Regions from separate parts of the Homo sapiens genome. Here region 1 is linked to region 2. Evidence: chromatin loops called from intact Hi-C (ENCODE). Cell type or tissue: PC-3. All regions are shown on one strand. Links, peaks and the distances in the headings refer to the core of each region. The heading gives the core; the rest is flanking DNA. Region 1 overlaps FBXW8 (F-box and WD repeat domain containing 8). Region 2 overlaps HRK (harakiri, BCL2 interacting protein).

What was found. A loop is a pair of places that touch in the nucleus more often than their neighbours do. Peaks named below come from ENCODE experiments on the same cell type or tissue, not always from the same donor. Only the 100,000 strongest peaks of a DNase experiment are listed, where the experiment ranks them.
Region 1: a loop joins it to region 2, with 2.0 times the contacts of the local background. A loop is called at or near these places in 1 of 110 quality-filtered maps.

What each region holds. Positions count from the first base shown.
Region 1 is chr12:116,914,017-116,922,582 of GRCh38, reverse strand. All of the region lies in intron 1 of FBXW8 (F-box and WD repeat domain containing 8), which reads right to left. Among named protein-coding and RNA genes, the nearest start is that of FBXW8, 7.4 kb to the right of the region's middle. In PC-3, for the core only: a CTCF peak has its summit at 5,546; DNase peaks (open chromatin) are centred at 5,612 and 6,282; H3K4me3 peaks cover 538 bases; H3K27ac peaks cover 2,661 bases.
Region 2 is chr12:116,859,199-116,868,271 of GRCh38, reverse strand. It overlaps HRK (harakiri, BCL2 interacting protein), which reads left to right. Exons shown (of 2, transcript NM_003806.4): 2 at 6,806-9,073. Among named protein-coding and RNA genes, the nearest start is that of HRK, 18 kb to the left of the region's middle. RefSeq lists an enhancer at 4,494-4,788. In PC-3, for the core only: CTCF peaks have their summits at 4,665 and 4,867; a DNase peak (open chromatin) is centred at 3,321; H3K4me3 peaks cover 304 bases; H3K27ac peaks cover 1,111 bases.

The DNA of each region.
Region 1 (8,566 bases), core at 3,516-8,515, 53 kb before region 2:
TAATAGAAGAACAGATAATTACTAAGAGCCAAAGCAGTAAAAAGTGAAGAAACTGACTTAAGGTTTTTGTTCCCAATGTACATCTCCAGGGCAAAGAGGACATGAAAGATCTCTCTGGGTGGTGGTTTAAGAAACTGAGAAAAGCACCTTGAGTTCAAAGAAGAGATTTGCAATAACATTTTTACTAAATCTATGACTGAAACTAGTTTCTTTAGGCGTTTATCTCAACTTTCCATGTACTGCAAAAGCTGAGTGGAGTAGACCCACACAATCTCAATCAGAAGAAATAGATGAGTTTCAGTTTCACCTGTGTCTTCTTTGAGAAGAAAAAAACTGGTTGGCTGGGGGAAAAAGGTCTGAAAGGCAGTCGAGATAAATAAGCATCCATTTATAATCCACAATTTGTCTCGAAATATATATTCTTATATACAAAAAGAAAAAAAGTCAGAAATAGGCCAGGCACAGTGGCTCATATCTGTAATCCCAACACTTTGGGTGATTGAGATAGACAGATCATTAGGGGCCAGGAGTTCAAGACCAGCCCAGGTAACATAGTGAGACACTGTCTCTAGACAAAATAAAAATAAATGAGCCAGGTGTGGTGGCATGCACCTGTAGTTCCAGCTACTTAGGAGGCTGAGGTGGGAGGATAGCTTGAGTATGGGAGGTCAAGGCTACAGAGCCATGATCACACCACTGCACTCCAGCCTAGGCAAAAGCGAGAGAGAGCCTGTCTAAAAAAAAAAAAAAAAAAAAAAAAGTCAGAAATACACCAAAATGTTAACAATGGTAGCCTCTAAGCAATTATATTACTAAAGACTTTTATTTTCTTCTATTCTTCTGAATTTCCTAAATATTTCTACAGTGAGCACATGATATTTTCACAGACACAGAAAAGCAACACATTTTTAAAGTAAGGTAACTTATGTTCAAAATACTATCTAAATTCAGGGCCACACCAGGTGCTAGGGGGAGGGAGGTGCTGTTAGCAAGTATATAAGAAATGGTCTACACTCAAAGAGCTAAAATCTTTTATAGAGGTAAGTCATTGTCACGTAAAATGAAATACAGGAGACTACAACAGGCAATATAGATCGTCCCCTAAGGTACTCCAAAGTTCATTAGTAAGCCAGCCATATAGAAGCTGGAAAACATTTCTCCAAACAAACAATGCTACAAAGAGCGGCTAAGCTCCCAAGCAGTCCACAAAAAAACAATTCGTCTCTTAACATTTAACCTAATCCCCATGCCTAGCTATGAGGAAGAGCAAAAGGTATTCAATAAATGTTTGTTGATCACATGTGCGGGTGATATAAGTGAACTATAATACTATAGAATCTAACCAGCTCAGTGCATTGCACACAGTAGATGCACAATAAATGTCCATGGAATTTGATTTATCCTTTTTTTACGAGAATAGGCTTTCCAGCTTCAAGACATATTCTCACTCTCCTGGGGACTCTGGCAAGGAAAGAAGGTAGAAGATGCCAATCTAAAGAAATGCAAGTGCTGGGGGAAATCCCAGGAGGCTGGGTGTGGTGGTGAAGGAGGGTGGTGTGAAGCAAAATGGGCTGGGCCTCTGCTTTGAGCCCCCTTTTAGTCTAAACTGGGATCTGAGCTTTAGGACATGGCGAGGAGAGAAGACAGGAAGAGGAGAAGCTTCAGGTCCCAGAGGGGTACCACAGTGGGTGTGGTTTTTGAAACCACAGTGGGTTTGTGAAAAGAGTAAAGATGTTCACATTAAGGGTCCCAAACACTGCAGGCACATTCCCACCATCAGGATTGGCTATAGAATTTGGGGGGCCTGTTGGTCACAAATGATTAAGATCATTACAAATGATCAAGGCAACAGAGCATTAAACTAAGTGCGGGTCCTGGTCACCACAGAACCTTTGCACTTGCCCGTCTTGGCCTAGAATCCCCTCCCCCAGATCTCTGTATGTTCACTCCTCACCTCCTTTAGGTTCTCCATGAAATGTGACCTTCCCAGAAAGACCCTGTTGGACAGCACTATTTAAAATTACAGCCCCTCCCCTGGCAGATACACTCTATCCTGTCTGCTTATTTCTTCTCCAGAACATTTATTTATTACCTGACAATTATTTGTCCATTGTCTAACTCCCTCTTCCCCAGAATGTAAGTTACACAAGGGCACAGGCTTTTTTCTGCCTTGTTCAATGCTATATTCTCAGTGCCTGGAACAGTGGCTGGTACCAAGAAGACACTTAATAAATATTTGTGGGATATGAATGAAACCCAAGCTGCTTCAAGCAGCAGACCGTTCCAACAAAGACCGCATGTAAGTCACAAGTTGTTCTAGTATACACAGGCATCATTTCAAAAGGTTCGTAAGTGGAGGCCTGCTAATTCACGAATAACATGAAAAAATGAACAGCACTGAGGATAAGAACTTTTTAGTTGGGGGAAAGGGAGAAATTTGGGCTGGAGAAATCACGGAAGAATTAACACAGGAGACAGAACTCAAGCTGAGCTTTAAAAGGCAGGCAAAGAACAGGAAAGAGGAAAGGAAGTTATTCCAGTTAAGTCAATTCATGAGTACACATTTGGTTTGGTTTGCTGTCTCACTGCATATTAGCCAGAAGAAAAGTGTTCACATTAGGGAGCTTACTTATTTGTGTTTAACTTAAAAACAGAAGAAGGTTAAGCCATTAAATCTATCTTGTTGGCAACACAGATGCAGGATCTGACAGGTTAAATATTGACATGGTGAGTGATAAATATTGGCCAGCAGTATTAAAACTTTCAGCAGACCTAAAACTCCATATCTTAACCTGGAAGGATGCTTTGAATGTTCAAGGGTTCTAACAATCATAGAGCCTTTATAAAGTCGCAGTCAGAAGCAGCAATTTTGCCCACATTATTTCAACTCAACAAACATAGATAGGGCCCCTACTGTACTAGTAAGGCAGGTGGAGTTAGAACAGTAAGGCAACAGATCCTGCCCTCCAGGGATTCACAAGAGGCGGAAGCTAAGGGCTTATCGGTGATAAGCTTCAGTAAAGAGGAAGTAAAATAGCATAGCAAACTCTGAGTACTAACGATAATGGCACCAGCTTACATTTATTGGGCCCTTACTGTACTCCAGGCTCAGTGCTAAGTTCCATGCCTATTTCATTGCCTCTTCACGAGATAGGTACTAACATCATCATCATTTGACAGCTAAGGCAGGGGAAATTAACTTGCCCAAGGCAAACTGGTAACAGCAGAGCCAGAATCTGAACTCAGGTCTGCTTGACTGCAGAGCCCAGCCCCATAGCCAAGACTGTCCTGACTCCATTAATGTCATTCTTTTAGTTAAAAGAAACAAGACTTTAGGCTCTCTGAGGACAAGGAGCCATTCTGTTTACTGCTGATTCCCCAGCACTGAGCTGATCAATGAATATATGTTGGATGAACAGAAAACACAGTCGTCCCCCCTTATCCGCGGTTTTGCTTTCCATAGCATCAGTTACTTACAGTACAGTATTATGAGAGCCCACATTCATATAACATTATAGTATACTGTTGTAATTGTTCTATTTTGTTGTTGCTGTTAATCTCTTACTGTGCCTTGTTTATAAACTTTATCATTGCTCTGTGTATATAGGAAAAAAAAACATGGCATATACAGGGTTCAGTACTATCTGCATTTTCAAGCACCCACCGGGGGTCTTGAAATGTATCTCCAGTGGATAAGGTGGGACTACTGTATTCTCAGTTAGTGCTGCGTCACACACCCACCTAAAATGGATATCAGTTATTGCTCTTTTTTCCTGCCCAACATCCACTTCCTCTATTTAGGAAACCATCCCACTCCCACTCTTAGTCAACACAATTTAGGCAGAGCTGACCTCACCTTCATCTTCAGGAATGGGCAATGGATTCGAGTCTGAACAATTTGAATCAGTGATTGGCTGAAAGGTGGACACATGACCCAGTTTGCAGCAATGGGAATTTAGGTTCATGACTTGCAGCTCTCTTTCCCTTGAGTTGCTAAGCAGATAGAAGACTAGAGTTGCTGGTAGCCATTTTTCCCCAAGAGGAAAGCCTGTCTGTGAATAAAGTCAACAAAAGGAAAGCAGGATTAAGAGAAGGCAAATCCTACTTACCTTAGGTAAGCACCCAGAACAAACATTACCACCTGGAATTTTCAGTTACAGGAATCAATAGATTCCAGTTTGGGTTTTTAAGCCAGTTTGGGTTGGGTGCTTGTTGCCTGCAGCCCAGAGTCCTGATACACCACCTAAATAAAAATGGAGCCCAAGCAAGTTGGTATCACAGCCACTCCACTGAAGAAAGCAGCACACTTGCAATTATACTCAGGTATATCCACTATCTCCAAGAAGCCTGGGTTTATGAACAGAGGAGAAGAGAAGACAACAGAGAAAGTGCCTACTGCCTCTGAAATTCTGACCAGGGATGTGTTCTTTCACTAGTTTACTTATACTAAGAACTCTATCAGGTGCCAACTGAGGTATTCCCAACTCATCACCTAAAAAGAGATGGCTGCTAAGTGCTATTACTAAAAGCTTCATAAAACATGAGGCTTGGGAGGAGTCCTGCGTTGTTTTTTTTTTGTTTTTTTTTTTTTGAGGTGGAGTCTTGCTCTGTCACCCAGGCTGGAGTGCAGTGGCGCAATCTCGGCTCACTGCAACCTCTGCTTCCCGGGTTCAAGCAATTCTTCTGCCTCAGCCTCCCCAGTAGCTGGGACTACAGGCACGTGCCACCACACCCGGCTAATTATTGTATTTTTTAGTAGAGACAGGGTTTCACCGTCTTAGCCAGGATGGTCTTGATCTCCTGACCTCGTGATCCATCCACCTCGGCCTCCCAAAGTGCTGGGATTACAGGCATAAGCCACCATGCCCAGTGAGTCCTGCGTTTTCATGTCAGCTTTGCTTGCCCATCAGAGGTTCTGGCCTATACCAGCCAGATGACACTCCAAGGCAGCACTGCTCACCTACCCATCCAAAGGCAACTTCACTTTTGATTGCTAACTTATTAGTTGTTCTCTCTCTAGTGATGGATACTGAAGACTCTGAAGTGGAGGAGACTGCACCAGAAATACAACAGGGTGCACTAATGAAAGTGCCAAAGGTTGGAGAAGAAACGGGGGCAGGGAGGAAGTGTAAGAAGGTAGTACCAGATTTTATTTCCCATTCATGTCAAGTGGATCAGCTTCTGTTAAAGATTCTAGGGAGTCTCAAATGGAACTAACTCTTCCTTTCAGGAGCCACCCATGGATCAAGCAAGGATTCTTGGGAAGGCACAAGGCAAAGATGATAAAATGGTTACCCAAGGCAGATCTAGCCCACTGACAGGTTTTGTTTAACCTGCAATGTTAGCACCTAAAATCTTATTAATTTTTATTAGTTACCAACAATTAAAAATTGGAAGAGCTTTTGAGGTAGACTGACATAGTGATGGCCCCAAATTTGTTCATGTCTCTCTGTATCCAAGCACTTGGGTAAATCCACACTGACTCTGGACTTGGCCACATGAGAATAACAAACATGACCTATGCAGACTTCAAAAGCACCATTGCATCTGGCCACTGGGGCTCGCCCTCTTGCTGCTCTTGTAACTCTGAGAATGCCCACTTGGGGCTAAGCTAAGCTGCTGTATGATGACTCATAACCCAGATACACACCTCTTTCTCTCTCTCTCTCTCACACACACACACACACACACACGCACAATTAGCCAACCCCTAGAAGCAGAGCAGCCTAGGTGACCACAGCTAACCTCAGACACACGAGTGAGCTCACCCATGCCCAGCCCAAGCTGCCACCCTGCAAAATGGTGAGCTAAATCGTGGTTGTTTTAAGCCAACGTTTTGGATGGTGTTTTTAAGTGAGACAGAATCTATTTTGCCCAGGCTGGTCTCAAACTCCTGGGCTAAGGTGATCCTCCTGCCTCAACTCCCCCAGCAGCTGGGAGTACAGGCATGTGCCACCATGCCCAGCTTGGATGGTTTTCTCATGCAGAAAAAACTGAAGGAGTCCACATAAAAATACATATTCCCAATTAAAAAAAAAAATCTAAAGACCTTACAACACTGGGACCACATTCCTACAGGGCAACAACCAGCTAATGGGGGCAGTGGTTATTACCCTGACCCCAGCCATGGCATGTATTTCCCAATGTGTCTTTATCATCTTGCCCATGCTGGGGTCAAGTTCTGCTGTCATGTCATCTCAGCTGGGTGTTGATTTATGGTAAAGAAGAAAGTGAAATACTACATTCCACATACACAAGTTACTATCAAAAGTGAGAAAACCAGTACAACTACTTTGGAAAACTGTCAGTATCTACCAAGGCTAATCTATGCATACCTTATGACTCACCAATTCCACTCCCAAATGAATACTCAGGAAAAATGTGGACACATTTTTCAGAAGATGTACAAAACATTTATGGTGGCACTATATCTGAGAGTCCCAAACTGGCTATCAACAAACTAGCAACAATTCCCATCAACAGTAGATAAGATGTGGCATATTCATAGGGATCAATCTCACAGATAATGCCATACACGAGAACTCAAAGACACATGAGTATGTGCTGTTTGACTCCACTTAATATACAGTTCAAAAACAAACAAACTAAATGTGGTGTTAGAAGTCAGGTGAGGCCAGGCATGCAGGCTCACACCTGTAGTTCCAGCACTTCGGGAGGCCGAGGCGGGCAGATCACAAGGCCAGGAGTTCAAAACCAGCCTGGCCAACATAGTGAAACCCCATCTCTACCAAAGATACAAAAATGAGCAGGCCGTGGTGGTGCATGCCTGTAGTCACAGCTACTAAGGAGGCTGAGGCACAAGAATCACTTGAACCCGGGAAGTCAGGGTTGCAGTGAGCCAAGATCATGCCACCGCACTCCAGCCTAGGTTACAGGGTAAGACTCTATCTCCCAAAAAAAAAAAAAAAAAAAAAAAAAAAAGTAGTCAGGTGAGTGGTTACCCTTGGGTGGAAGAGAAGTCAGGTGAGTGGTTACCCCTGGGTGGAAGAGAAGTCAGGTGAGTGGTTACCCTTGGGTGGAAGGGAACACAGGGCAGGGGAGGTGGTTCTGACATGCTGGTGATGCTGCCCTGTGACCTGGCTGCTGTTTACATGGATGTGTACACTTGAAAATTCATCAAGCTGTGTATTTAGGCCCTTGTAAAGGTCAATACATAGTTTGAGCTTAAAAACTTTTAAAAGTGGGAAAACAAGACCAAGATGGCCATGTTTAAAGACAATTCCTACATGTTTAATTGTGACAAAAAGAACAGCTGCCACTATGAAACGAATTATAAAGCTATGACCAGAACACATAAAAACACCTGATGAGCTGGGAGAAAAGACCTAATGTGCAACACCCAGCCTACCTCACTCACGTGCATTACCTGCCTTAGCCCTGTGGGCTCTGGGGCTTGCAACCACTGACACAGGAATCCAAGCCTTTTCCATAAACCTTGTCATCATTTATCAGCCTGGAGAGAAGGAGTAGGTTTATTATCTAAAAATCAGTTACTTTCCTAATGCTCATCTACAGATTAGTTGAAAATAGCCACTGGAGAGAGTTGTTGGGAGAAATGAAGACGATAATGTCTCTAAACCCTTAAGACAGTACCAAGGAGACAGTTTACGCACACAATGAATTATAACTTTATTTATAGCAGTGTTACTAATGATTGCAAAGTCTTGTTTTCATTTTTTATTTTTTGAGATGGAATTTTGCTCTTGTTGCCCAGACTGGAGTGCAATGGCACGATCTCGGCTCACCACAACCTCCGCCTCCTGGGTTCAAGAGATTCTCCTGCCTCAGCCTCCTGAGTAGCTGGGATTACAGGCACCCACCACCATGCCTGGCTAATTTTGTATTTTTAGTAGAGACAGAGTTTCTCCTTGTTGGTTAGGCTGGTCTCGAACTCCTGACCTCAGGTGATCTGCCCACCTCAGCCTCCCAAAGTGCTGGGATTACAGGTATGAGCCACCAGGCCCAGCCTTTTTTTTTTTTTTTTTTTTTGAGACAGGGTTTCGCTCTGTCACCTAGGCCGGAGTGCAGTGGTGTGATCCCGGCTCACTGCATCCTCGACCTCCTGGCCTCAATCAATCCTCCCACATCAGCCTCCCAGGTAGTGAGGACTACAGGAACATGCCACCACGCTGGCCAATTTTTGTAGAGATGGGGTTTCTCTACGTTGCCCAGGTTGGTTTTGAGCTCCTGAGCTCAAGAGATCCATCCACCCACCTCAGCCTCCCAAAGTGCTAGGATTACAGGCATGAGCCACCTTGCCCAGCCACAAAGTTTGCTTTTTGCCTGCTTTTGACAGGGTCTTGCTGTGTCACCCAGGCTGGAGTGCAGTGGTGCAATCATGGCTCACTGCAGCCTCAGCCTCCTGGGTTCAAGCGATCCTCCCACCTCAGCCTCCCAAGTAGCTAGAACTAAAGGGGTGCACCACCACACCTAGCTAAATTTTTTAAATTTTTTGTAGAACCAGGGTTTCACTATGTTGCCCAGGCTGGTCTTGAACTCCTGGGCTCAAGCAATCCTCCTGGCTTGGCCTCCAAAGTGGTGGGAT
Region 2 (9,073 bases), core at 2,225-7,224:
AAAAGTCAGGCATTTTAGCCAGGCGTGGTGGCATGTTCCTGTAGTGCCCATTACTCAGGAAGCTGGGGCAGGAGGATCACTTGAGCCCAGCAGTTCGAGACCAGCCTGGGCAACAAAGTGAGATCCCATAAAAAAAAAAAAATCAGTCATTTTCAGGTAGAAGCCTGTATTTCCAATTTTTCTTGAAAAATGAAAAGATCTAACAATGTATTCTAACACATGTATTCCCATGTGGCAGAAACAGGCTGGAGATGAATGTCAGAAACCCCTTTAGAAAGCACAAAAACACTACAGTGTCCCCAGCCCCTCCTGGGTACCTTTAGTGGGTCCAGTGCATTTCAGTTCATGACCCCTGATTTCAGGGAGCCCCCTATGCTCTTCCCTTGATGCATAGACACCCACACACGCATCCTATTTTAAATACATGAGCTCATACTGTTCATGCTGTTTTGTAACCTGCTTTTTCCTCACTAAAAATAGGTGGTTGAGATCTTCCCATGTCAACACGCAAAGGTTTTCCTCATCCTTTTTAATGGCTGCATGATGTTCTGTTGCTTGGATGAACCAGGATTTCCTTATATGGTCACTTCCTTGGGAACATTTGCATTGTTTCCTGTTTTCTGGTAGGGTAAACAAGGTTGTTAGGCACTTTTTTTGTTGTTTTAGAAACAGGGTCTTTCTGTGTCACCCAGGCTGATGTGCAGTGGCATGATCATAGCCCACTATAACTTAAACTCCTGAGCTTATGTGATCTTCCTACCTCAGCCTCCTGAGTAGCTGGGACTATAGACATGCACCACCACAATTGGCTAATTAAAAATTTTTTGTGGCCGGGCGCAGTGGCTCAGGCCTGTAATCCCAGCACTTTGGGAGGCCAAGGCAGGTGGATCACCTGAGGTCAGGAGTTCGAGACCAGCCTGGCCAACATAGTGAAACCCCATCTCTACTAAAAATACAAAAAAAATAGCGGGGCATGGTGGTGCATGCCTGTAATCCCAGCTACTTGGGAGGCTGAGGCCGGAGAATAGCTTGAACCAAGGTGGCGGAGGTTGCAGTGAGCCAAGATTACGCTATTGCACTCCAGCCTGGGCAATAATTGCGAAACTCCATCTCAAAAAAAAAAAAAAAAGTTTTTTTTTGTATATGTGTAGATGGAGTCTCATTATGTGGCCCAGGCTGGTCTGGAACTCCTGGGCTCAAGTGATCCTCCCATTTTGGCCTCCCAAAGTGCTGGGATTACAGGTGTGAGCCACTGTGCCCGGCAGGGGACATTCATATTTGGACAACTTTGCAAACAAAAAGTGAAGTTCCTGAAAGTGAAATTGTTAGGTCAAAGAATGTGCATAGTATAACATGTGGGACATGGGACATGGGCAACATTATCTTACAGGCCACAGTTTGCCTTAAGAAGAGTCTGTATTTTTTGTTTGTTTGTTTTGGCGTTGATTCTGTGCTGAGCTGAGCTACTACCCAACTCTCACTGCTTACCCTTCTGAAAGTCAAGCGAGTTGGGCTTCCAAGGCCCACCTGCCGTAAGTTCCTAGTGGGTAGGAGCTCAGGTCTCTCTCCATAGACTTTAAGTAATCACTATCTAGTAGCTGATAGCATTGATAACTGTTCACTGATAGAAGAGAGCTGGGCCAAGGAGAGCAAATACTTCTTCCAGAGGCTGCCAAATGGCCTCTTCCTTCCTCACACATCACAACCTAGCCATCTTTTCAGCTTCCTTTCCACAGTCTCCTGTGCACTCAGCTTCCTACCTGGCCGACATGAACTATACAGATGGAGATTTAAGGGATAACATGGACCGGAGCAATCTTCTTTTCAAGAGGATTCTGCATGGAGAGCTTCTCCTCCAAGTCTTTTTTTTTTTTTTTTTTTGAGACAGGGTCTTGCTATATTGTCCAGGTTGGCCTCAAACTCCTGGGCTCAAGCAATCCTCCTGCCTCAGCCACCTGAGTAGCAGGGATTAGGGACACATGCCACCATGCCCAGTCCTTCCTTCAAGTCTTAGGGACTAGGATGATTGGTACCATTGAAACTCCTTGGTCAAAATCAACCTGCTGAAACCAAAGACAGAAGATGCGAGAAACTGCTTTTTTTTTTTTTTTTTTGAGATGGAATCTTGCTCTCTCTCCCAGGCTGGAGTGCAATGGTACCACCTCAGTTCACTGCAACCTCTGCCTCCCGGGTTTAAGTGATTCTCCTGTCTCAGCCTCCTGACTAGCTGGGATTACAGGTGTGCGCCACCGCACCTGGCTAATTTTTGTATTTTTAGTAGAGATGGGGTTTTACCATGTTGGCCAGGCTGGTCTCAAACTCCTGACCTCAAGTGATCCACCTGCCTCGGCCACCCAAATTGCTGGGATTACAGGCGTGAGCCACCACACCCAGCCTGTCATCTTTATTCGTTTGCCACTTATTTACTCTCCCTCAGTAGATAATGAATTGAGCGCCTAGTATACGCTGGGCGTTGTGCTGGGCTCTGGGAACCTAATGGTAGGAAAAGAACAAAAAAGAGACATGGCGTATACAAATGACCAGAAAATACTCTGGGAGGCTACACAACCAGCCGGTAATACTGGCTGCCTCTGGGAAAGGGAGTGGGGCTTAAGGGTTGGGTTGAAGGGGCTTTCCTTTTATTTTTATATTCTTCTTTGCTGTTTGAATTTGTAACTTATCACTTGTGCAAATAGCAAGGGCAAAAAAGGTATTTTTTAAATTTTATTTATTTATTTACTTATTGAGACAGGGTCTGGCTCTGTTGCCCAGGATGGAGTGCAGAGGCATGATCTCAGCTCACTGCAACCTCCACTTCCCGGGTTCTAGAGATTCTCGTGCCTCAGCCTCCTGAGTAGCGAAGATTACAGGTGTGCACCACCACACCTGGCTAATTTTTGTATGTTTAGTAGAGATGAGGTTTTGCCATGTTGCCCAGGCTGGTCTCGAACTTCTGGCCTCCTTGGCCTCCCAAAGTGCTGGAATTACAGGCAAGAGCCACCACACCCGGCCAAGGTTTTTTTTTAATTAAAAATTGGGGCCTCTTAGGAGGGAATCCAAGAGTCCTAATTCTTTGCTGACATCAGAAAAAGGGAATAAGCCTCTTGCCCCATCTAATGCTGCACTGGGGTTTACGGTTTTCAGCTTTCACCTTCCATACCCAAAGCGGCACAACATCACTGCAGCCCACGGAGGCAGGACCTTGTGGGTTCAAGTTCTCCCTCTCTGCCCGCCTCCCCCCTCACACGGTGGATGAAAAATGGAAACAGGGACATTTTTTCAAAGGTATTTCATGAATCACTTCAGCCACGAGTTTTGGCTGTGAGTTAGCATCTGAGAAAATTCTTTACGAGCCAAGTTTAAGGGAACACATCCCAAGGGTGGGGCAGTGGCTCACAGGGGTTGATGGACTTGATGTTTTAAAAATAGTTTTAAATTGCACGATTACTACTGCTGCTTGGAAAAAAGAAAGAAAGAAACCCTATATATATAAAATATAGCCCATAGCAGCCTCAAACTCCTGGGCTTATGCAATCCTCTCTCCTCAGTCTCCTGAAGTGCTGGGATTACAGGCGTGAGCCATAGCACCTGGCCTCAATTCCTACAACTTTCTGATACAGTTCCCTGCTCATCACGCTTCCCTGTTTGTGCCATGCTTATCACTGTCCTTGGTCTTGTTTGGGCCCTTCCCCCACCTAAGCCACGCTTCCTTTTTCCAAATATGGAAAAAATATGTGTGTGTGTTCTAGGTCCTGATCAAATCCTGGGTCCGCGCTGAAGCTTCCCTGGTAATTGTAACCCCATTCTGACTTCTAGGCTATTGGTTCACCTCCAGATATTGGTCATTTACAGTACTGGTCTCTGGCATGGCATATCCTTCCAGTAAGCCTGGAGGCAAATTTAAAGCAGGCACCTGGCCTTATCTGGTGCGGATAACCATGCTTAGCACGATGTCCACACACTCAATAGCATAATAGGTACTTAATAAGTGTTCCTGTCTCTCCTTCCATCCCACCTGTGCTTAAGGCAGCATAATTATTTTAGGCTAATGCTGCAGGGTTACACTGACTTTCATTCTGTAGGTTTATGGCTAGACACCAACAGAGATGTTTAGGGGTTACAAAAGCTGGTTTCATAAACTAAATTTAGAATGTATTTATCAATTGAGTTGATTGATGACTAATTCCATATTCTATGAAAATATATGGTGGCTACATAACAATGCAGAGTTCCTACTGTGTTTGTGCCCTCGTGAGATAGAAGGGGAATTGGCCTGGTGTGGTGGCGCACACCTGTAATCCTAGCACTTTGGGAGGCCAATGCGGGACGATTGCTTGAGGCCAGGAGTTTGAGACCAGCCTAGGCAACATAGAAAGACCCTGTCTCTAAAAGAAAAAATAAAAATAATAAATTAGCCAGATGTGGTGGTGCATGCCGATAGTCCCAGCTAGAGGCTGAGGTGGGAGGATCGCTTGAGCTCAGGAGGTCGAGGGTGCAGTGAGCTATGATGGCGCCACTGCACTCCTGCCTGGGTGGCAGAGCGAGACCCAGTTTCTTTAAAAAAAAAAAAAAAAGCAAAAGGTTTGAAGTCACTGATTTGGATCCTTGTGACTGTCAGCTGACATAGACTATGGGGTCCATGTGTTTATGACTCATATCTTTCATGCAGTCAGATGTATCCATTAGGGCCCGAGTAAGAGGCAGAAAGTGTTTCCAAACTCAGTAATCAGAGGAGAATTTAGGACAGCTTCAACAGCAAAGGCGTGGGCAGGGTTTGGGAAACCAGCGAGAGTGAATGCAGTACCCAGGCTTGGCCATAGAGGGGAGCTATTCCCACCCTGGCCTGAAGGTGCCAGGGTAAGGAATGGGACCTGGAGTCTCCAGGAGGGTGTCACTGTACCAGAGTCCAGACAGCGGCTGTGGCCAACCTCTGACCAGTGGGAGGGGAGCTGGGGAACAAACACCTGATCTTACTTTCCCATTAGTGCCTCCTGTTGGCCAAACCCAGAAGGAAGCCAGAAGTCAAGGGTACCAGCTGCTACAGTTCATGCAAGTCAACATCTCAGACTTTTTCAAACCCAGAAGCCATAAAGTGATCTCCCTTCCACTTTCTCTCCTATATCACTTGGTGTGTATTACCCACATGCTCGTTCATATGCCACCTGCTTTAGAATAACGGGTGATACGTTCTTATCTCCCCCGCTAACTTATAGCCACCTTATCTGTCCTTTTAAGTCTGGGCACGGTGGCTCATGCCTGTAATCACAGCACTTTGGGAGGCTGAGGTGGGTGGATCACTTGAAGATAGGAGTTCAAGACCAGTCTGGCCAACATGGCAAAACTCAGTCTCTACTAAAAATACAAAAATTTAGCCGGGCATGATGGCATGCACCTGTAGTCCCAGCTACTTGGGAGGCTGAGGCAGGAGGCAGAGGTTGCTTGAACCCAGGAGGCAGAGGTTGCAGTGAGCTGAGATCGTACCACTGCACTCCAGCCTGGGCAACAGAACGAGACCTTGTCTCAAAAACAAACAAACAAACAAACAAACAAACAAACAAACAAAAAACCCTACCTTTTTAAGGTGTACAAGTCAATGATGAGGAGTATACATAGAATTTTGCAGCCATCTTCACAGTCAACTTTGGAAAATTTTCGTTTCCCTGAAAGAAACCCCATGCGCATGAGTATCACTCCCCAATTCCTCCTATCCGCCCCGGCCCTAGGCAACCACCATTCTCCTTTCTGTCCCAGAAGATCTGCCTGTTGTGGACATTTCATATAAATGGAATCACACAATATGTGTCCTTTTGTGTCTGGCTTCTTTGACTTAGCATGATGCCTTCAAGGTTCATCCATCTTCACGTATCAATACTTCATTCCTTTTTGATGGCTGACTAATAGTCCATTGTATGGAAAGACCACATTTTGTTTATTCATCAGTTGATGGACATTTGGGTTGTTTCCGTATTTTGCTATTATGGATAATTCTGCCATGAGCATTTGTGCACACATTTTGTGCATTCTGTGGTGGATGCTCCTGGGTATGGGCTGTTTTTTCTGCCCTGCCTAGGATGCCTCATTTTCTTATCCTGGTTAGTTTCCTGGCACTCTTCAATAGTCAGCAGGGGCCTGCCACTCTCTCTGAGGAGTCTGCTTTGTCTCCCTTATGAGCTGCCTCCCCTGGGCTCCTATAGACCACGTTTCCCCAGACTGCATGTGCTCTTTACATGGGACTGTCATTATCCACTTCTTCCCATCTCCCTGTTGGTTCTGAGCCCCTCAAGGGGCAAGAATTACGTCATTGAACCTGTAGCCCCTAGTATGGCACTTGGCATACTTGGGAATAAGTGAATGGATGAATGAACGAACAAACAAACAAAAGAGAACAGAGACTGCCCTACAACTCTCTCTTGAATCTGGGTCTATGAAATGAATCGAGGAAGGTCCTGTTCTGAATTTGGAGAAGCAAAAAGTTCATGTGTCTCTAGATTCTTCTTTTTAAAAACATCTCTGAAGATGCCTATGTAAATATCTAGGTCTAAAAGCAGAGAGGGGAGTGTGTGTGCACGCACAAATGTCTATTTGGGGAAGGCTGCTACATAGACAGAGATTCTGGTAAGGGGAAGAGTGCCAAGACTAGCTTTTGAGGCATCCTTCCTCCAAAACCAGAGCTTTGCATCCAGTAGCTCTCCCCTCCCTCCTCCCCCTCCCGACATCCGGGGCTGAGCGTGCAGAGGCCCACTGCACTGACGTCACCCCCAGCAGCTGTCTGCACTGACCAAAATACCAATCTTTATTTCTGCAGGTTGGTGAAAACCCTGTGTCCTTGGAGAAAGCTGGTTCCCGTTTTCCAGAGGGGGAGCCCAGAGCTTGAAAGGCCGCGGTTGGCACTTCGAGAAGGAAGTGGAGAGTAAAGACAGCGCCTGGAGCGATCGTAGAAACACAGAATGGGACTGGGGAAGCCCTTTGGAAATCCAGCTGCAGAAACAGACACCCCAATGCTATTTACATACAGCTCTATATATATAAAAAAAGAAAATATGAATATTACGTATCAGTGCATGCCTTGTTGAGGACGTGGTTGCCTTCCTTTTCTGCACCTTGCGATGTGAACTTTGATATTCTGTAATGTCTGGGGCGCCAGAAGAGAGATGCCTGCTGTGTACTTAGAAACTATTTGCAAAGACTGGTGGGAATTAGCCCCAGCATCGGCCAACTGCCTGGGGATAGATGCTGGTGGAATAAGAGGTAACAGTGCAAAAGGCATGATAGAAAAAAAAAGTGAGGACTTGGGACCGATTGTGTAGGGGCAGTCTGGGATGCCTCCATTTCTTGACTCGTCCTAGCCTCTCCCTCTGTACTTACCTAGGTCGATCGCTAGATCCCACTGTCACGTCAAGAGAAATGGGATTTTTGTGTCTCTGGTGCTTCACTTAAAATTTTGCTGGTGCTAAGTGCGTTCCTGCTGGTGCTGCTGTGGTATTCTGTTGACAGACTTGGAAGGCCAGGGGACAAGAGAGATTTCTATTTTGCTGTTTCAGATTCTTTTTTTTTTTTTTTTAAGGGACAAGTTGCAAAAGTGCCACTTGAGAGTCTCTTCTCTTCTTCTACCTGGGGACGAATATCCAGAGGTGGTTTGGAGCAAACCTTGGGGTCTAGGAGGGAGGATGGCATTGAGAGGCTTGCTGGTTATGAGGCAGAAAGCTGACCTCATGCATGACTTGGTTGCTATCTCCCCCACCCCCACAAAAGTGTCCTCGGAGTTCAGCCCACAGCCTCCTCCACTCCCCAAGGGGATTTCAGGGTTTAGGTTTTATGGATTAAAGAGCCAAGAAATGGCTACATTCTGTTCAAAGATGATTTATAACCGGGGGATGTTGTGGGAGGGAGTGGGCCATTTAAATGAAATGCACCAGCATCTCACTGATTGACAGAGGTCTGATTTTTTTCCCCCCAAGGATAAGCTACTATTTTCAGAAGTTTCTAGAAGGGCTAAAAAAAGATGTGTGCTGGACGGAGACTTGGCTGCAAAGACTCTTCAGGGAGCAGTGATTATTTTTTGCTTTCATTTTCGAAAAATCCAACATAAGCAGGTATTCTTCCTCTGTGCAGGATACCACACACTGCCATTTTCAAAGCCGAGGTGGCGAGGTGTCAGGCTGCAGATTCGGACGGTCATTCTCCAAGGCTGGATTTGCAGGTCACCACCCGGTACCTATAGACAGAGGGTCCAGCAGGCTGGTTAGCAGACACCGCTCCAGTTCTAAGACGCCAGCAGTGGGATCCATGTTTAAGGTGGATGCGGCTGAAATGGGAATTATCCCCCCACAGGCTTTGCTGTACAGTTCTAAGAAGCCAGCAGTGGGATCCACATTTGTTAAGGTGGATGCGGCTGAAATGGGAATTATCCCTCCATAGGCTTTGCTGTAAATGACCAGGTCCTTTAGAATGTACAACCTCTCAGTGCTGCTGCAAGCTGGGAGCTGGATTTCTTTCTGTCTTCCTTTTAAAATCCGTTCCTTGTGTTTTCCTAAATAGCCCTTTAAAGAGAAATGCAACCCCAGGGCTGCTGAATGCCAGGGAAGACTCCCCCACCCCGCAGCTTTGAACTCAGCAAACCAAAAAAAAAAAAAGAAGAATAATGCTTATTTTGGGAGAACGTGTTTCTCCTCATTACTCGTGCCCTCCCCCTAGCTGATGTTTGCAGGGGACCCTCGCTTAGCTGGGGACTGCAGAGAGCAGTGGGTAATATTCCCACAAAGCTACGAACTTAGAGAAGGCAAATTCATTAGAATAATATGAAATACAGTCACTGCTTCTATTTAATCACTTTCTTAGCCACAGACTAGGGTCTTTCCAGCTCCCCCCATTTTCTGGGGAGGGGCGTCCATTACTACACAGCTGTATCCAATCACAGTTCTCTGCTTCTTTAAGGCTGTACCTTCAAGATCGTAGTGGGGGCATGCTGACCACCTGTAGACACAGGAGAAGATGAAAGGTGAGAGGATCCCTTTTTCAGCCCCGACTTGCCTACTGGCTTTTGATGTTTCCCCTGGAGGATACAAACTCCAAA